Linked DNA regions of Homo sapiens: region 1 is linked to region 2. A link is a loop called in an ENCODE intact Hi-C map of the cell type or tissue named here. Cell type or tissue: endothelial cell of umbilical vein. All regions are shown on one strand. Each heading gives the region's core, and the rest is flanking DNA. Links, peaks and the distances in the headings are about the cores only. Region 1 overlaps ARHGAP10 (Rho GTPase activating protein 10). Region 2 overlaps ARHGAP10 (Rho GTPase activating protein 10).

The links. Hi-C counts contacts between places; a loop is a spot of excess contacts. Peaks named below come from ENCODE experiments on the same cell type or tissue, not always from the same donor. Only the 100,000 strongest peaks of a DNase experiment are listed, where the experiment ranks them.
Region 1: it touches region 2 in a loop (5-fold over the local background); 10 of 110 quality-filtered maps call a loop at or near these places.

Annotation. Positions count from the first base shown.
Region 1 is chr4:148,062,705-148,072,867 of GRCh38, forward strand. It overlaps ARHGAP10 (Rho GTPase activating protein 10), which reads left to right. Exons shown (of 23, transcript NM_024605.4): 21 at 444-596; 22 at 1,712-1,803; 23 at 9,289-10,072. The coding sequence ends at 9,377. Among named protein-coding and RNA genes, the nearest start is that of MIR4799, 290 kb to the left of the region's middle. In endothelial cell of umbilical vein, for the core only: no CTCF peak of the experiment used is centred there; a DNase peak (open chromatin) is centred at 5,027.
Region 2 is chr4:147,978,478-147,988,640 of GRCh38, forward strand. The region is part of intron 18 of ARHGAP10 (Rho GTPase activating protein 10); the gene reads left to right. Among named protein-coding and RNA genes, the nearest start is that of MIR4799, 200 kb to the left of the region's middle. RefSeq lists an enhancer at 2,850-2,899. In endothelial cell of umbilical vein, for the core only: a CTCF peak has its summit at 5,677 (motif pointing right); a DNase peak (open chromatin) is centred at 5,704.

The DNA.
Region 1 (10,163 bases), core at 632-8,631, 84 kb after region 2:
GCCACACGTGTAGGAGCAGGTGAAAGATCTTTAAATGTTTAGCTGATCTTTTGCAGCTGCCGGTCATGTGCTTGATGCTAGATTCCTGTGGTTTTCCTTATAATTAGAAAAAGTGAATACCTTGAATGTCCCACTACTCCTTTGATCAATTAGATTCTGGTTTTCTAATTAGTGAACTCATAGGGTGCTAGCAGGTTGGACAGATTGGAGAACCTGGAGAAGGACAGTAAGACAGCTTGAGTTTGGGGCTGTGGCTGGTTTCTGGGTTGTTGGTATCCGTAGTTTGGGCTGCAGCCCCGGCAGGATGCAGAGAGGACTCTGTCCCTACTGGTCAGGCATGATAGGGGAATTAGTGACCTAGTCATCTGGGATTGGGATGTTGTGCATTTCGTGTTCTGTGGCCTTTCTGCTATTAATCCTGTCCTTCAAACTCCTACCCTTAGCCCAGGCCAGACCCGATCGTCTATGGTCCAGTGGCTTAACCCACAGTCTCCAACCACAACAAGCTCCAACTCAGCTGTGACACCTCTTTCACCCGGGTCGTCCCCTTTCCCCTTTTCTCCTCCTGCTACTGTAGCGGACAAGCCACCTGAAAGGTACGTGGTTTGGAGTGGAATGTGGAATATGGTGGCAGCACACACAGGGGGCTTGATGAACCTGAGCAGGTTCTTGTGTTCTCTGCTGGCAAAAGCTTGCCCAGATACCCCCAGCATCCTGGACTTCATGGACAGCACTTACCACCTTGTATCAGGGCCGTGCCTCACCCAGTTCAGTAGCAAGGACGTTCTTTGGAGAATTTGCCTTACATGAGACTTGCTTGAGCCTACTCTGTCTTTGTGGTGCTGGTTGTGCATTTATGAAGAAGTTCTTATTTTGGAAGAACTTCTTGCTCATGAGTATAAAGCACATTCTTCGTTTTAAAAGTAGGCAAGCTGGCACTGGAAACATTCGCTTCCATGGCATCCAGTGGCCAAGTCCATAGAGGACAGAGCTGCTGCCCTCCAGCAGCCTCTTCCACCTGTAGTGGCTCAGGTGCTTCTTCCTGTCAGTGGCTTCCCCCACACCAGTGAGGTGAGGCGTTTCCTTTGGATTTGATTAGACTGGCTAAAAGCATGGTTTCCGTCCTTTCCATGAACGGACACAGAGGTTGCTTTAACAAATGGTGAGAAGCTGGGCCTGGTGTGCCTTTCTTGGGGCGGAGGCAGGGTGTAAATACAGAAGACTCAGGCAAGAGCAACAAGCCCCTTCTAGAGCGGTGGCCACCCGGAGTGGATCTGGGCCAGTGGTTTCTCACCTGTGGAGTGTGGCTGTGCCGCCTCCTTCTGCCGGCTGGCCGTGTGTCTCCAGGTGCGTGTGCTTTTCCTAATAGACCAACTGAAGTGCTTGGAGATAAACATGTCCTGTGGTTCTAACAGTGCTGAATGGTAGGAAAGGGCATCCCACCAGGTAGGGAGGAGAATTAGGTGAAGTGGTTCAGTGACAGCTCCTCAGAGAGGCTCCCTGAGGAAAGGCTTGAATTGGAAACCCATCATTTACTTGAAAATCAAGTACTGTTCTTAGCCTGATGTTCACTTCCACGTTAATTTCTCTTTTGGGAGGAGTTGCCCTACTGGTGACATCAGTGAGATTTGGGGAAGGGGGGTTGGGGGGTGAAGTTTCTCTCTGTTTTCCACATTTTCATTGGTGTCTTTTGTATTCTCTTTCTTTTCAGCATCCGCAGTCGGAAGGCTCGAGCCGTGTATCCGTGTGAAGCAGAACACAGCTCGGAATTATCTTTTGAAATAGGAGCAATTTTTGAGGATGGTAAGTGTTAGTGGGAGCTTCGTCTGTTAATCCTGTCCGCAGGATTAATAAGTCTGCAGCATGGAGTGAGCAGTCAGCGATGGTGCTGTTGTCGGGAGGGCGAGTCTCCCCCTTGATGCTTTGGACTGGATTAAGCGGCTGCGTTAGGCTCCCAGACCCCAATGCCAGGGGCCTGTTGTTGATGGCTGGAATGCCACTATGCTTGCTTCTTGATTACTCTCTGACCCATCTCATCTTGTGGGTCTTCATTCAGGTCATCTCTCTCCTGACGGGAAGAAGCTAGTGTCACTTGGACTTAAGAAATGTTTCTGATTTGCACACTTTATTTTCTTTGTTCTCCCAGAGTTGCTAACCAAGTCCTTTAAATGCTTCGGGTTTACCAACTCTGAGTCAACAGAGGATACTACTGTCCTTAAAAATTTTTGATTTCTATTTCTCTTACCATTTTTGTGCTTTACATTTTTGCTGATTTGAACAGTGTGTGAGTCTCCAGATTCGGGTATTGACTTTGCATATTGAAACAAGGGTGTAGCTTTTGAGGATTTAATATTCATACACAAGCATTTAGGAGCTATGCCTGGTTAAATATTTCAAAAAGTTCTCTTATGGCTCAGTGTCTTTTTTCTCCTGCTCTTGCTTTCTTCCCTCCCCAGTCCTGCTCATTATGAAATGCATTAGTTGCTGTGGAAACCGTGATGTCGTGTGTGGGTGGAGCTCCTCAGAAGAGTTCCAGGGAAGCAGTAGGAACCTTAGCTGCTTGGAATGGAATGGTTGATTATCCAGAATGTTTGGGATATGTGGAATGTATCAACACGAGGCACAGTGGTGTACTGTCAGTAATGCAGCATTTGCTGACGATTGTTTTTTAGAAAGCAAGTTGCCTCATTTAGAATAGATTTCTATATGCGTGTGATATGTACTCTTCAGAGACAGAGACTCCTGGTAGTGTCAGAAAACAAACAACAACAACAAAACCCCACATGGAACAGAATTAGACTTTGTGGAGAAATTTTGTTCTTGGAATAGAAGCAAGATCATTCCTCCATCACCATAACATACATGCAGTTTTGCCAAGAGAATGTGGAACGTAGCTGCCCTGCCCCAGGCCTGTCTCATGTTGGCACACCATATGGCTGAAGGGGAGGGTGCGATGGTAGTATTGAAACGCACTCATTTGAGAAATGTGATGAATTTTTATTTTGTGTGATTGGATTTGTTTAGAAGACTCTGAACTCCCTCCTGCAGTATGGTTTGTGAGATAGTTACCTTGGTAGAAGGTGTATCTACTAGGATACCTTAGGCTGCAGGTAACAAAAATTGACACAACTGTTTGAATCAATCATGAAGATGGATTAAAGTCAGGTGCAGTGGTGCACACCTGTTGTGCCAGCTACTGCAGAGGCTGAGGCAGGAGGATCACTTGTGCCCAGGAGTTCGAGGCCAGCCTGGATAACACAGTGAGACCCCATCTCAAAAAAAAAAAAAAAAAGGGTTGAGGGGATTAGTTTACACAATAGTAAGTGTGGAAGTAGGGAGCTCTAATTTTAATTCATAGTCTCAAAGATGTTATCAAAGACCAAAGTATTTCCATCTCTCTGTGGAACTGCTCTCTGCTGGTGGACCTGGGCCTCTGTCTTGTTTCCCTGGCGGGAGCGAGATGACTACCACAGTTCCATGTATCATGGCCACACTCTGGCGGAAGGAGGTGTCTCATCCTTGTGTTCCTTTAAGAATGAGAAAACTTTTCCAGGAATTTCTTCCTAGTTTACCCATCCTCACATCCCAGTATGCAGAACTGAGTCACATGCTTACCCTACATCCATCATTTGCAAGGATTTAGACCAATGAGAATCACACGGGGTATAGGATACCTGCTCTGGGCACACAGCCATGTGAATGAGGGTCAGTGCCTAAAGCCAATGCAGATCTGCCAGTTTGGATAAAAGAGGACAGCCTGGTAGGCGTCTGACCCAGGAGACTTACGTTCTCCAGGTCTAAAGTCCCGAGATGATTTGGAGTCTTCCTAAAAAGAAAGTGTGCGTGTACACACGTACACATACATAGTCACACATTTGTACATATGTACACACATGTGCACACAAATACCAGTGTCTCCGTGTGTTTTGGAGGAGGAGAGCCACTGACTGCAGGCAACGTGGATTCTGAACTCTGCAGGTATTTTGCCTGGGCTCACACCATGGCTTTCTTATCTTCTGTGTGACCTGGGACAGGCTCCTTTAGGACTCTGTGCAGCTGATTCTTCATCCTAAGCGGCAGGGATGGCCACAACATTGATGTTGTATTAAGATAGCATTGGGGCTACTAGAAAAAGAGGTTTCTGAGTTGCTATAGACGTATGGGGGAGAGGCTGCTGACCACGATGCCACACTGGGTACATTGTAGTGTGCCATAGACGAGGCTACGCTTTGAGCCAGTTTGTGTCTCCCTTGGTTCTGTGCTCTGCGGTGCTGGTATCCAGCTCTGTCAGGACTTTGCTGGCTGGGGCACCCCGGGTGTCTCAGGAGCTCCTCGTTCTGTCCCTCCCCTAAGGCTGGCTACTTGGAAAATACCTTGTGGATGTGTTGACACTCTCTCCCTACCCAGGGATGTGAGCGTCTCATTTAATGTGAGCTACTTGTCTTGTAGGTGCCGCCCTGATTCTTTTGCAGCAGGGCAGATAATAGTGGAAGGTGTTCAGAATCAACAGCATTAGGCTTGCTGCTTAATAGGAACACTTCTTCAAAGGGTACAGTAAGTTTAAAGCCCTTAAGCAGGGTTTATCTGTGTGTGTGTTTGCACCTTACATCTTCTGTGCATAGTTGATCTCTTAGCTAGTTAAAAGCAGGTGCTTGCCCAGAACACATCTAGTGAAGCCCTTCCTTAAATGGCTATGGGGTCTTCCTGTCTGACAACTGACACTGAGAAGACAGACTGGCAGGTCATCTGACCACGGCTTCTGTGGAGCCAGGCAGTGTTCCAAGTGGCCACTCTAGACAGCTCAGCCCACAGGAGTACTGCCGGGAATGCTCCCTTTCTGCAGACCAGCAATACTTAGTGTCCCTGGAATGCCCAAGACATTTTTCCTGTGTTCACTTATCCATTTGGAGTCTTCCAGCCTCCATAGATGCTCTTGCAGTGCAATTCCTTTTTGTACCTCATACAGGCAACAAAGGAAATTGGTTTATGCCACCCAGTGGCCTTTGGAGAAAACAAACTGGAGGTCAGAGTGACCCCTGGGCGGCCTCGTCAGTAGTTATGCGTTTGGGATGTGTGCAGCTGTGAGATATCCTGACCCAGAGTGTGGTTGGCACAGGGGTCTTTAGCAATTGTGTAGCTCCATGACTGTCCTTGTTCTTTGCTCTTACTGGGTGGGCCTGGACTTAAGTTATGAGTTCCAGTTCTAGGCGGAAGATGTGTTTCTCTAGTAGACTCACTAATGCCTAGCTGTTTCTCTGGGGCTATGCCTCCCAACTCCCCCGCCCCCCACCCTCGGGAGAGGGCTGTGTTTGTAAGGTCTCAGGGCAGTGACGTTCCTGTGATGGCCAGAGGGACCTTTCCCTTTTCTCTGGGCCTGGGGAATCCTGGAAATAGGTTTTGCTGGTGACCACCAGCCAGTCCTGCTGTGTCTTTCCAGTCAGGTGCGCTCCAGTTAGATGGGCAGTGGTTGCCTCCTCAGGGGCAGGGTTGGGAGGGGTGCTGAGGCAGGTGGTTTCCAGGAGCGACCCCACGTGGCAGCGGCAGCAGCAGCGGGACTGCTTTCCTGGCTGTCCCAGGCTCTTTGTCAACATCCACATGTAGATGTGGGGGAGCAGGTGTGGCCCAAATTAATCCTTAAAAGCCTCTGGCGATTAAACTTTAAAGGTCTCAGATAGACACAGAATAATCCCTGGAAAACAATTTGGCATTATCTTGGAAAGCTGATCACATATAGACCCCACAGCCCAGCGATGTGGTTGCCAGATAGATTCCTAGCACAGGGGAATCTGAGAAAAAAATATCGAGTGAAAAAATAAGTTCCAGATGACTATGCGCTTCTGACTTATGTGCTTCTGGTTAAGCTCACACATATGCAAAATAAATAGGATATTATTAGGGATATGTGCTTGTGTGACAAAACTGAATTTTACCCATAGCCATGGTAAGATAATGAGAAACACAACATTCAAGCTACTGGTTGCCTCGGGGTGGGAGATAGGACAGAGCCCAGGACGCAGCCTCCCTGTGGGTCCTGTGGCAGTTCTGAAGTTGAGTGTGGGTTCCTGGCACTCACCGTGTGATGATGACAATTCAGTGATTTCAGTACTTGTCACATACACTGTCTACATTATGCTGAAAACTGAGTTGGTGGAAGGGACCTGCCTCTCTTTGGTGCTACTTGGGGTCCCTGCCTCACACCCGTCTTGTTCCCTGTTGTGGTCTAAAGGCTGTGAGGACACCGTGGCTGAAGCAGGGTGAGGTTCCTGGACTGAGACCTGCAGGCATAGGGAGGGTGCGTGGGAAATGACAGACACTGAGACTGCCATGTTCTCCACCCATAAGAATGGAAAAGCAGAGCCCTGTTGTCCGCGTAGACACTGCTTGGGGGAGGAGTGGTGTGATAAACTAGGAGAGGAGCCCCAGATGGGTATTTTGGGGTTCGATGCTACTGAGAGAGGTCAGATCTTCAGAGAGGGAGGGAGAGCCTGCCAGCCTTATCTGCAACTGCGGAGCCACTTTTCCTGTGCTTGGGGATGCCTTGCTGTTGGTCTCCAGACCCTTGTAGCCCACCTCGCCCACTGCTCAGCTGGGTCCACTTCCAAGGCTCTTGGATGTTACAGGATCCCCCTTGGTCGCCTCTGTAAAGCAGTGACATCTCTCTCCCTACTGGCTTCTGCCTTCCAGGGAGGGGAGGGCTGGGGAGGTGGTGAATGGGGTTGTGGAGGCGTCTCTCTGGTTTGTTGGTTGGGGAGATGCAGGATTCCCGGCCTGGCCTTGGTTTCCCCAATCAAGCCTCCTTTCACCTCCAGCGTTGTAGAAAATCACCTTTTTCCTCCTCTGTTCATCCTGTCTTTTATTAATACCGAGTCTGTGCTTGCGCAAGTGTGTGGTGTGTATAGGGTAGGAGGAGAAATAGTGAGCATGTGCAGGTGAGACTATATTTGAGACTCTCTTACTGCCTCCTCATAGCAGGTCCTGCAAGCTAAGTGCTAGTAACCCCGTATTGCAGGTAACAGCCGAGCAAGGCCCAGGGGTTAATTTCCCAGATGCATCTAGGTAGCCAGGAGTCTCCTCTAGGGCTCTGACTTCAGCCCTGGGCCCCTTGCCACTCAGGCCCCCACATTGTTACAACCCTGAGGGCCTGTTTTGCATAGAATCCAAAGCTTTTCCCTGATGGTGGCTGCACACTAGTAGCACTGCCAGCTGGGGTGTTTGGATGAAGTGAGAAGTCTCTAAAAATCCTGGTATGAAGAACAATGTCAGAGTCAAGGTCAGTGAAGGCATGAAGGAAGTAACTTGCTGCCAGATCGCTTTGAGAGCACATCTCTGAATTTGCTTACTCAGTCATTACACAGATAATCATGTGTCTGACACGGTGCTAGGTGCTGGGTCTCATGTTATATGTGTTACATGCTCTCATAGTCTGGACTAGAAGAGAATGTCTCAGTGTGTCTCTCCTATATATACACGTATGCCTGCACACACGCACACAGAACATGTAGGGTGCATAACTGGGAGCCCCGACCTGGTCTGGAGCCAGGAGAGGAGTCCTGGAAGTGGGGGGATGCTGAAGCTGCTCTTTGAAGCATGAGTAGGTGCTGTCCAGGCATAAAGGCAGGGAATAGCATTCAGGCCCAAGGGAACAGCTCCAGGGAGGCGTTGAAGCCAGAAGCTTACTGAATGTAAGGAAAGTGCAGGCGGTTAGTCTGCAGACAGCCGGAATGTGTTCCTATTCATCCAGGGGAGGGAAGAACAAACAGTTACCTTGTTGCAAAGGACAATTAGAATTGGATTGTCCCTGTCTTCCAAACTGTGGGCAGCTATACCTTAGAGGACCATGAACTCAATTCGCTGAGTTGCAATTAGCATTCAAAGAATAATACTTTTCTACACAAATCTATGGGGAAAAAAAGAGTAGAATACAGAAAGGAAGGCATTGCATGCGCGCAGTGAGGGTAAGAGTATTGCTTCATGAAACTTGTGTGTGTTACGGATGTGTATGCCTGTACTTGGTTTTTGATATGAAATTATTCTCCTGGGTTGTGATCAGAAGCCACCTTTCGAGTTGGTCCGCTGGAGTAGCTCATGCCTCCCCTTTCCTTTATGCCACGGCTGCCACGCCTGCACCTGACCATGGTTGGGGGTTTGAGCTGGGGCCTGCTCACAGCTGGGGGTTATGAAATGCTTCTGTATTGCATTTCCGAACACTGGTGAGGAGTGCTTGGACCTGTGCCCTTTGCTGTCCAGGCTGCAATTTTCTCGTTGAGTATCACGTGAATATTTATGAACAGTCCATTGTGCCAGGCACCATGCCCAGATGTATAAGGCTCAGGCTGCCTTCAGGAGTTTCCCATACAGTGTGGGAGTCAGACGAGACTCTGAGAGGAGGAGGCATCCAATCAGGTCTCTAAACAGGAGGAACTACCTGGTGAAGAGGTGGGGGAAAGGCATTCCAGTCAGAAGCCACTGCACTTGCAAAGGCCTGGAGTTGCAGTTGGGATTTCTCTGGATGATTCACTGCAGTTGACATGCATGATGTGCCAGTGGAGTGTGAAGAGCTCCTGGAGGGGCGGCTGGAGCCAGGTGCCCAGGGGCCTGTGTTACAGACCAGTAAGGAGCTTGAGTTTGAGGCTGGGAGTGGTGGCTCACGCCTGTAATCCCAGCACTCTGGGGGGCCAAGGCGAGTGGATCACCTGAGGTCAGGAGTTTAAGAGCAGGCTGGCCAATGTGGTGAAACCCCATCTCTACTAAAAATACAAAAATTAGCCAGGCATGGTGGTGCGTGCCTGTAATCCCAGCTACTCAGGAGGCTGAGGCAGGAGAATTGCTTGAATCCGGGAGGCAGAGATTGCAGTGAGCCGAGATCGCGCCACCGCACTCCAGCCTGGGCGACAGAGCGAGACTCCCTCTCAGGAAGAAAACAAACAAACAAACAAAAAAAAACACAAAAAGCTTGAGTTTGACTTTAAGCAGGGGAGTGATGTGATCAGCTCTGTGTTCTAGAGAGTTCACTGTGCATGTTCGTGCACAGTGGATTGGAAGGGGCCGGACTCTGGAAACTAGGACACTAGTTAGGAGGCTGCTTTGGGATTGTGTAGATGAGGATTGTGGTGGCCAGTGCAGGGAGGCAGAGCCTGTCAATGACCCTGGTGCAGACTTTGTGACCCAACATCCCAGAAGTGGCCCCTGTTCTCTACTGGCCACTCCCTGCTTGAGCTTTTAAGTGAACACCCAGGAGGCAAGTACTTGGGGGCATTTTGTAAAAGTGATTTTTCTCTTCCTTTTCAGTACAAACCTCCAGGGAACCTGGCTGGCTAGAAGGGACTCTGAACGGCAAGAGGGGGCTGATTCCACAGAACTACGTCAAGCTGCTGTAGCTCCTGGCCTCAGAGCCCCTGCTGACCCTGGCACCCAGGGACCTGCCTGGGGGCAGAGAGCTGTCTTCCTCCTCCGAGGCTCTGGGCTGCACCCACAGGTACCTCCACACTTGGGAGTTACCATCATCACAGTCAGCCCTGGGGGTGGGGGGTGGTGGGCAGGGATGGGACGCACCACACAGAACTGTGATTGTGGATCAGGAGGGGAATGTCAGGATTCGCAAAATGGACTTTTCATTTGTCAAGTATTGGGACTTGTGATTTTTAATTATCCAGCATATAGAATGAGAGGGAGGGCAGCCTTCTGCCACCTGTGTCGCCTCCACTGGCAGTCACGCCACCAGAGCCACCCTGGCTCCCTCTCCTCCCTGAGCACCTGCTGCTGCGATTTTAAAGGGAACTGTACTACTCGCAGTGATAGGTTTGCAGAGTGTGTGCTTGGCTGTGGCAGCCTAGCTTGGAGAAGCTGCTGTTGGTGCAAGGGAGATGGTCTCAAGTCAGAGGGAAGCAGAGACGCGCGTCTCAAGCCTGCCCTTCCTAGACGGCCACCTGCAGGACCCCACACTCACTGCACTGGCAGCGTGCACTGGCGTATTTGTAACAGGCTTCTCGGTGCTCCTCACCCGTGTGCTGTTTTCCAAACACCACCTTTTTGCCTCAAGGTCTCTGTAAATGAAATAAACTGTAATTTACTATTTGATTTGTCTGTCCTAATGTGGGGAAGCGGTCGTGGAAGTCATTGCCCCGTCTTGATTTATGAATTGGCAGCCTACGATGGGGACTCGT
Region 2 (10,163 bases), core at 1,107-9,106:
TGGGGGTGGATTTTCCCCATGCTGTTCCTGTGATAGTGAGTTTTTCTCAGATCTGATGGTTTAAAAGTGTGTGGCACTTCCCCCCTTGCTTGCTCACTCTCTCCTGCTCCGCCACAGTAAGGTGTGCTTGCTTTTCCTTCGCCTTCCACCATGATTGTAATTTTCCTGAGGCCTCCCAGCCATGCTTCATGTACAGCCTGTGGAACTGTGAGTCAATTAAGCCCCTTTTCTTCATAAATTACCCAGTCTCAGGTAGTTCTTTATAGCAGTGTGAGAATGGCCTAATACAGATGGTATCTCATTGTGGTTTCAATTTGCATTTCTCTGAAGATTAATGATGTTGAACAATTTTTTCATATGTTTTTTGGCCATTTGTCCGTCTTCTTTTGAGATGTGTCTGTTCATGTCTCTTGCCCACTTTTTAATGGGGCTGTTTTTTCTTAATTATTCATTTCAGTTCCTTATAGATTCTGGAAATTAGTTCTTTGTCAGATGCATAGTTTGCAGATATTTTCTCCCGTTTTGTAGATTGTCTGTTTCCTCTGTTGAGAGTTTCTTTTGCTGTGCAGAAGCCCTTTAGATTAAGTCCCGTTTGTCTGTTTTTGATTTTGTTGCATTTGCTTTTGGGGTCTTCATAAATTTTTTGCCTAGGCGACTATCTGGAAGAGTATTTCCTAGGTTTTCTTCTAGAATTTTTAGAGTTTGAAGTCTTACATTCAAGTCTTGACTCCATCTTTAGTTAATTTATTGTATATGATGAGAGGTAGTAGTCTAGTTTCATTCTGCTGCATAGAGTTAGCCAGTTTTCTCAGCACCATTTATTGAATAGGAAGTCCTTTCCCCCTTGTTTTTTGTCAGCTGTGTCAAAGGTGACTTGGTTGTAGGTGTACGGCTTTATTTCAGGGGTCTGTGTTCTGTTCCATTGGTCTATATATCCTATTTTTGTGCCCATACTATGCTGTTTTGGTTATTGTAGCCTTGTAGTATTGTTTGAAGCCGGCTTTGTTCCTTTTGCTTAGGATTGCCTTGACTGTTGAGGCTTTTTTTTTCATTCCATGTGAATTTTAGAAAAGTGTTTTCTAATTCTCTGAAAAATGACATTGGCAATTTGATAGAAGTAATGCTGAATCTGTGGATTGCTTTGGGCGGTATGGAGATTTTAATGATACTGATTCTTCCAACCCATGAGCATGGAATGCTTTTCCATTTATTTGTATTGTCTGTGATATCTTTCAGCAGTGTTTTGTAGTTCTTCTCACGGACATCATTCACTTTCTTGGTTAAATATATGCCTGGGTTTTTGTGTAGGTGTGTGGCTATTGTAAATGGGATTGCATTCTTGATTTACTTCTCAGCTCAGATGTTACTGATATAAAGAAATGTTGATTTTTATCTGTTGACTTTGCATCCTGTATCCTGAAACTCTGCTGAAGTTGTTAATCAGATCTAGTAGTCTTTTGGCAGCATCTTTAGGGTTTTCCAGGTAGAGAATCATATTGTCAGTGGAGACAGATAATTTGACTTCATCTTTTCCTATTTGGAATGCCTTTGCTTTCTCTTGCCTGATTGCTCTGGGTAGGACTTCTAGTATGTTGAATAGGAATGGTGAGAGTGGACACCCTTGTCTAGTTCCGGTTCTTAAGGAAAATGCTTCCAGCTTTTACTCATTCAGTATGATGCTGGCTGTGGGTTCATCATAAATGGCTTTTATTATTTTGAGGTATCTTCTTTCAATGCCTAGTTTGTTGGTTTTTTTCTTTTTATCATAAAGACATATTGGATTTTATCAAATGCTTTTTCTGTGTCTATTGAGATGATCATATAGTTTTTGTTTTTAATTCTGTTTATGTGGTAAATCACATTTATTGATTTGGGTAGATGAACCACTGCTACATCCCAGGAATAAAGCCTACTTGATCATGGCAAATTAACTTTCTGATATGCTGCTGGATTTGGTTTACTAGTATTTTGTTGAGGATTTTTGCATCTGTGTTCATTGGAGATATTGGCATGTAGTTTTTTGTTGTTGTTTTGTCTTTTCCAGCTTTTAGTGTTAGGATGATACTGGTTTCAAAGACAGGGTTTGGAAGGATTCCCTCCTCTATTTTTTGGAATTGTTCCAGTAGGATTGGTACCAGCTCTTTTTTGTAAGCCTGGTAGAATTTGGCTGTGAATCCATCTCGTCCAGGGCTTTTCTTGGTTGGTAGGTTTTTTAAATTACTGATTCAGTTTCATTACTCCATTATCGGTCTGTTCAGGATTTCTCTTTCTTCTTGATTCAATTTTGGGAAGTTGTGTGGTTGTATGTTTCCAGGAATTTGTCTACTTCCTCTAGATTTTCTAATCAGTGTGCATAGAGATGTTCATAGTAGTCTCTGGAGATCTTTTCTATTTCTGTGGTATCGGTTGTTATGTCACCTTTGTTATTTTTGATTGTGCTTATTTGGATCTTCTCTCCTTTTCCTTTGTTAATCCAGCTAGCAATCCTATCAATCTTGTTAATCCTATCAATCTTGTTTATCCTTTCAGAGAACCAACTTTTCATTTTATTGATCTTTAGTATGGTATTTTTGGGTCTTGGTTTCATTTAGTTCTGCTCTGATTTTAGTTATTTCTTTTCTTTTGCTAACTTTGGGTTTAGTTCTTGTTTTTCTGGTTTCTTTAGGTACAAGGTTAGGTTGTTAATTTGAGATCTTTCCACTTGATGTAGGTGTTTTGTGCAGTAAACGTTCCTCTTAACATTGCTTTTGCCATGTCTCAGAGATTTTGGTATATTATGTCTACTTTTGTTTGTTTCAAAGAAGTTTTTGATTTCTGCATTAATTTTGTGGTTTACCCAAAAGTCATTCAGGAGTTAAGTTGTTTAGTTTCCATGTATTTGTGTGTTTTTTAGAGTTGCTCTTGGTATTAATTTCTATTTTTATTCCATTGTGGTCTGAGAAGATGCTTGGTATGATTTCAGTTTTTAAAAAGTATATTGAGACTTGCTTTATGATTCAGCATGTGTTCAGTCTTTGAGAATGTTACATGTGCAGATGAGGAGAATGACTATTCTGTGGTTGTTGGGTATTCTGTAGATGCCTATTAGGTCCGGTTAGTCAAGTGTTGAATTTAAGTTCAGAATTTCTTTGTTCATTTTCTGCCTCTGTGATGTGTCTAATGCCATCAGTGAAGTGTTGAAGTCTCCTCCTATTATTATGTGGCTGTCAAAGTATTCTCTTAGGTCTAGAAGTAATTGTTTTATAAATCTGGGTGTGCCAGTGTTGGGTGCAAATACATTTAGAATAGTTAAATCTTCTTGTTGAATTTAACCTTTTATCATTATGTAATGCTCTTACTTGTCCTTTTTTTTACTGTTGTTGGTTTAAAGTCTATATTTTCTGATATATGTATAAGAGTAGGGACCTCTGCTCTTTTTCGATTCCATTTGTGTGGTAGATTTTCCTCCATCCCTTTACTTTGAGCCCAGGGGCGTGATCATATGTGAGATGGGTCTCTTGCAAACAGCAGAAGGACGGATCTTGGTTTTAAAATTCAATTTGCCACCCTATGTCTTTTATTTTTAGTCTTTTTTCAAAAGACAGGGTTTTGCTCCATCACCCGTGCTGGAAGTGCAGTGGTATGAGTATGGGTCACTGCAGCTTTGACTTCCCAGGCTCAAGTGATCCTTTTGCCTCAGCCCCCTGTCTCTTCTGGTTTATAAAGTTTCTTCTGTGAAGTCAGCTGTCATTCTGATGGGTTTCTTTTTATAGGTAACATGATCCTTTTCTGTAGCTACCTTTAAGATTTTTTCTTTTGCGTTGATCTTGGAAAGTCTGATGACTATGTGCCTTGGACTCGGTCGTCTTGTATCTCACAGGAGTTCCCTGGGTTTCTTTTCTTTCTTTCTTTTTTTTTTTTTTTTCTTTTTGAGACAGGGTCTCACTCTGTTGCCCAGGCTGGAGTGCAGTGGTGCAATCACGGCTCACTGCAGCCTTGACCTCCTCCCAGGCTCAGACAACCCTCCCATGTCAGCTTCCTAAGACTGTAGCTGGGACTACAGGCATGTGCCATCACACCCAGCTAAATCTTTTTTTTTTTTTTTTTTTTTTTTTGGTATTTTGTGTTGAGATGGGGTCTCCCTATGTTGCCCAGGCTGGTCTCGAACTCCTTGGCTCAAGCAGTCCTCCTGCCTTGGTGTCCCAAAGTGTTGGGATTACAGGTGTGAGCCACCACACCTAGCCTGGATTTCTTATATCTGCATTTTAACCTCTCAAGCAAGATTGGGGAAATTTTCCTGAATTTTATCCCCAAATATGTTTTCCAAGCTGCTTATTTTCTCTTCTTTTCTCTCAGGAATGCCAATAAGGTATACATTTGGTTGTTTTACATAATCTCGTATTTCTCAAATACTTACTTACTTTCTTTTTTTTCCTGAATTTTCGAGACAGGGTCTTACTCTCGCCCAGGCTGGAGTGCACTGGTATAATCACAGCTCATTGCAGCCTCGACTTTCTGGGTTCAGGTGATTCTTCCGCCTCAGTCTTCCTAGTAGCTGGACTCCAGGTGTGCATGACCATGCACTGCTAAGTTTTTGCATTTTTTGTAGAGATGGGGGTCTCACCATGTTGCCTAGCCTGGTCTTGAACTCTTGGGCTCAGAAGATCCACCCGCCTTGGCCTCCCAAAGTGCTGGGACTACAGGCATGAGCCATGGTGCCTGGCTGCTTTGTTTTTTTTTTTTTTTTGAAGCAGAGTCTCACTCTGTCGCCCAGGCTGGAGTACAGTGGCACGATCTCGGCTCACTGCAACCTCCACCTCCCGGGTTCACGCCATTCTCCTGCCTCAGCCTCCCGAGTAGCTGGGACTACAGGCGCCCGCCACCACGCCCAGCTAATTTTTTGTATTTTTAGTAGAGACAGGGTTTCACCGTGTTAGCCAGGATGGTCTCCATCTCCTGAGCTCGTGATCCGCCCGCCTCCTCCTCCCAAAGTGCTGGGATTATAGGCGTGAGCCACTGCACTCGGCCTGTTCATTTTTTAAAATTCTTTTTTTTTTTTTCAAATTTTTGTCTGGGTTCATTTGAAGCACTGATTTTTGAGTTCTGAAATTCTTTCTTTTGCATGGTCTCATCTGCCGTTAAGACTTCCAACTGTATTTTGAAATTCCTATAGTGAATTTTTCAATTCTAGAAGTTCTGTTTTGTTCCTTCTTAACATAGCTATGTCATCTTTTGAATCTTGAGTCGTTTTTGTGTTGTTTCTTGTCTTGGATTTCAATTTTCTCTTTGATCTTGTTGCATTTCTTTGCTATCCATATCCTGGATTCTTTATATGTCATTTCAGACATTCATTCCGGTTAGAATCCATTGCTGGGGAGTTAGTGGGATCCTTTGAAGGTGACAAAACAGTCTGGCTTTTTCTACTGCTGGAGTTCTTATGCTGGTTTCTTCTCATTTGAAAGAACTGATGTTTTCTTTTTTTTGATTTTGTTATTGTTTGGATGAGAGTTCTTGATTTTTTTATTCTTTTTGTCCTTGGGGCTGTTACTGTGGTGTATATTGTGTGTGATTGTTTGGCTACGTTTCTGGGTATTTTCAGAGTTCCAAGGCTGTTTATGAGTTCCTTGGTTGCAGAGAGGTTCCTACAGTGGCTTTCTCCTTTGTTGCTTGTAGGGGTGTAATTTTGTTTGGTGGTGTTGTTTAAGCTGCAGTCCAGTAGATGGCGCTTAAGAGTAATAGCTGCCTGGGGAATGGGCAGAGGGAGGCAACAGAGAAGCATGAAAAGCGCCCTCCCCCAGTACACATTCGCGTTCAGCGGCTGGAGCCACTGGAGAAGCCCCAGGAAGCAGTTTCTTTCAGCCCAAACTCTCCAGGCCCCAGCAGGAGGACGCACTGCCAAGTCCGCCACAGCACATTGAGGAGGCGGGAAGGGAGTATGAGACGACCCTCTCTCCATGTTCGTTCCAGGGCTGTGGTGGTGCCACCTTTAGCGGCTAATGCCATGCCCGTGTTTCCTTTGACCCACGGTGGCCTTTGGAGGCTGTGCTCCCACCTCCCTTGTGGGAGGACCACACCAAGAGTTGGGTCTCCAGATCTGGCTGTTTTCACTGGCAAGGTGTCTGTTTGAGTTCTGTGGTTATAAATAGCATTTCTGTGGTGGCTTGTGAGCAGGCTCACTGCCTCCTGTAGGACCAGGGGGCAGTGGTCTCAGGAGACTAACCTCGTTCCTGAGTGCTGTGTGCTTATGTCTGATTTCTTATTGTGTTGTGCCATTCAACGTCCAGGCCAAGAAGTGGCTTTTGGGTTAAGAGCCAGCTGTGGCCAATATAGTTGAGTAGAAACTTGATCCTTGTTTACTGGGGAAACTCTCTGTTGCCTCAGGGCCAATCTGTGGAGTGCACAGTGGTCTGAGCGCCCTGCTCCAACCTGGAGGAGGGCTTCAAGATGGGCAGGCCAGACCAGGCAGGCCCACCTACAGGTCCCCCAATGGCAGGTCCGAGCATCAGCTTTGAGGGGTGGTCCAATGGGTGGCTACTAGGCACATAGAGATGTGCCTAGGTGTGGAGCTGGGAACCTCACCTGGTCTCAAGTTCTCTGCATGAGGCAGTGGAGCTGCCTAATCTCATCCAGGAGAGTGGGTCCTCCAGGTGCCAGGAGATCTGCTTGGGTATGGAGCAGAGAGGGCCCTGCTGCACCACAGTCTCTGCACAAGAAGGGAAGGGTAGCTCTGGCTGCAGATCCAGGCAAGTGGGTGCTCTGAATGCCTGGAGATACTCCTGGGTGTGGGGAAGAGAGGGCCTCACTGTACCACGGTCTCTGCACAGGAAAGATGGGTGGCTCAGGCTACTGATCCAGGTGAGCAGGTGCTCTGAATGCATGGAAATCTGCCTGGGGGTGGAGTGTAGAAGGCCCTGCTGCACCATAACCTCAGGAGAGGAGGCTGGGCACCCAGCAGGGACACATGCAAACCAGTTCCAGGCCACCAAGCTGGCTCTGTCTGCACGCCTCATTGCCCAGATAAACCATGGCTACAGCGACTCTCCTCTTACTTTTGGACCTGTGATGGGGGAGAGCACAATTCTAGTACCTACTGTTGGGTTACTTTCTATATTTGTTGCTCAGTTTTGGCTGTGGAGGCCTTTCCCCTGCTGCAGAGCAAATGCTGCAATATTTGATCCAAGACTAAATTGTCTGCATGACCACACTGCCAAATTGCTGAAGAATGACTGCCTTGTTTGAGCCTGGATTAAAAATGGCATCCCCTTGTCATTCCTGGTTCTGAGAAAATACATGCAGCTTTTCTCAGTGTGTCCGTCTCAGCGTCTGTAAGCTTTTCCCCAAGTTAGCTCCAAGGCTGAAGAGAAACAAAGTGCTCTCCCTCGGCCTGGGTTGCGCGGATCCCTAGCAGTAAGGGAAATGACAGCGGGAGGTCCTCTGCCTCTTATGTATTGAGGCTTCACTCACTTTTACCAGCCAGATGCCATCATGGAGGCTGTTTGCCCACCTTCTCCTCTCTGGAGTCTGGGGTGTCCTTTGCTGTTGAAGTGGATTTCCGTTTTCCTGTTTGAATTAAAGCTCACAGGGTTTATCTTTATGCACTATTTTGCTATTTGCAAGTGGCTGAGGTATGCGGAAAGCCTCTCATCTGCCATCTTGGGAAAAAAGGTCATGTGACTTTTGAGGGACTTAAGTGACCGGTTTAACCTCATTATCAGTTTCCTCATCTATGAAATAAGAAAAACGGAACTACCTCCCTGATGGAGTGGTTACAGGGATGAAGTGAGCTACTCCATGCCTCTCACTGCCATTTCCAAATGAGACACATGAAGCTCATGGAGGGTCATCAACTTGCTCGAGGTTATAGAACTAAAAATGGCCAAACTGGGATTTGAGCCCACTCTGTTTCCAAAGCCTGTCCCTTAGCTCTTCCACTGTTGTTGTCTGATGAAGTATATACAAATATATGCATTTAATATTAAATGACTGCAATTACTTGTTTGCTTTTCGAGAAAATCAAGGGGTTAACTGATTTTTACAGCTAGAGGGTAATGACAGGAAAGCAAACTCCTCTCCCCTGGTCACCTACCCTCTCCTCATACTGCTTTTAGTGTGCTGTCTCCAGGGTGACGTACACCCCACAGCCAAGACAGTCTCTCTAGGATCTTCAGACAGTGTCAGGCCTCTCTGGTTACCATCTTCCTCCTCATCTTCATCACCATCAATATAATTCATATAGAATAAGAGTATGTCTCACATTTACTAAGTGCTCATATTCTGTAAAGTACATCATGATTCAGATCCTGCTCAACAACTCTGAAAGGTAGACATTACTTTCATCCCTGCTTTACAAACGGAGGAAACTGAAGTTTAGGTGAAGAATTTTGCCAAATTCACATAGTTGGTAAGTGGGGATTCAGACCCAGGCTGCCTGGCTTTGGAGGTGGATTCTTAAGCCCTAGACTCTGCTGCTGCTCCTTCCATTCGAAATGGCTTTAGGTAAAAACCTTTTGTCTTCATTGTGACTGTTTAATAGGCTACACTGATCCTCAGAAACAGCAGATAACGGGATTATTGCGGATTGAACTGAATCACTGAAAATAGAATATTTTGATGTCTCAAATATATTTTCAGAAATCTAAAATTATACCAGATAGACTAAGTGGGGAAAGATAAACATGGAGTATCACATAATATATGAAAAACTAACTTTTCTAAACTGTAAACAAATGTATTGAGAATAAGCTACATGCTTTCAGCAAAATCATTGTAATTAAGAATGATAAAGTATACATTAATACATATACTGTTGAAGCTTCTATAATCATATAGCCATTTACATCAGACTAGGATACTTGTAGAGAAGTTTTTAAAAAATTTTTTCTGGAATGATTTCCTTCCCCTTCTAGATCGGCAGGATTGGGAGAAGGGTATTTTTCTAGACTCTGAACGCATAGCCACTTCCTCTTTTTACCTTTTTCTGGGTCCCTCCTCAGTCTGTAGTGCCCTGTAGTCATTTGGTACAAGTATTTCCTTCAGGCGACAGCCCAGCAGCACTGAGAACTGCTCACTGTGGACATGAACCCCTCCTGCTGTGTTAGTGAGGCTTGGTGCCTGTCTTCTCTGGGTCTGCTGCTGACACAGAGCTAAGCACATGAATTATCAGACTGCGATCTGAGCTGAGACAGATTCTCTCTGCTAGAAATTGAGAATTAGGATTTGGGGAGACTGAGCCAGTTACTATGAGGTTGTCTCTGGGCTTTGGGGCTGAAGACATCTCTGTGCTGGGTCAGGTGTAGGCAGAACAGAGAAAAGGCAGTGATGGGGAGAGAATCTGGCAGCTCCTCAGGAGGGAGAAGAGGAGTGGGAGAGAAGTGGAGACTTGCTGCCTTGACTCTTGATGGCCTCTCATTACTAATCCAAGGCAGTCTTGAGTCCCAGCTCTTGTTACTTCCTGCTGATTCCTTTTAATAAATCCACTTTTACTTATGCCACTTTGGCAAAGTTTTGGTTGCAACCAAATCATCTCTCCAGCAGTGTGAGAAAATACAGAGTGTGAGGCACTTGCAGTTCAATAAAGTTACAGATACATAGTTTACTCAGTGAGTTTGGTTTAACTCAGTGTAGTTTTTATTTCCCTTACTGCAGGTGTCTCCTGCCTGTCCCTGAGGCTGGCTGCTTCTTAGGCCCAGTCCTTAGGAAAACAGATGGAGCGTGTGTGTCTGGTCAACATAGTTTTAGGTAGAAACTGGCTCTTTGAAGCCATTCAAACCTGAGCCTATTGGTTGACTCCCAAAATTTTATGGCTAAAACTTGTTTAACTTTATTTTTCAGTTTTCTCAGCCCACAGTTTAAACCAGAAGTAGCTTTCCTCTGAACTTCCACTAATTTCATTTACTAGATCATGTTTTCTGAGATCTTAGTCTCTATTCTGTGCCTTGCATTCTTCCACATCTCCTGGCTGGTCCTCTGGCCTGCCGGTCCTTTGGTCAGGTAGCATTTTACAGTTCCCTCCTCCATCTGACAGCCTTTTCCTCTATCTAGCTCTGAAGCTTTAGTACATTAAGACCCACTTTAAAAATGTGATGAGAGCTTTGGGTTCTGTTTCCAGAAAATTGAATGTTTATATATACACACACACCAAAAAGTGTACACTTTCAGGAATTTTGGGGACTTCTCAGGTTAGG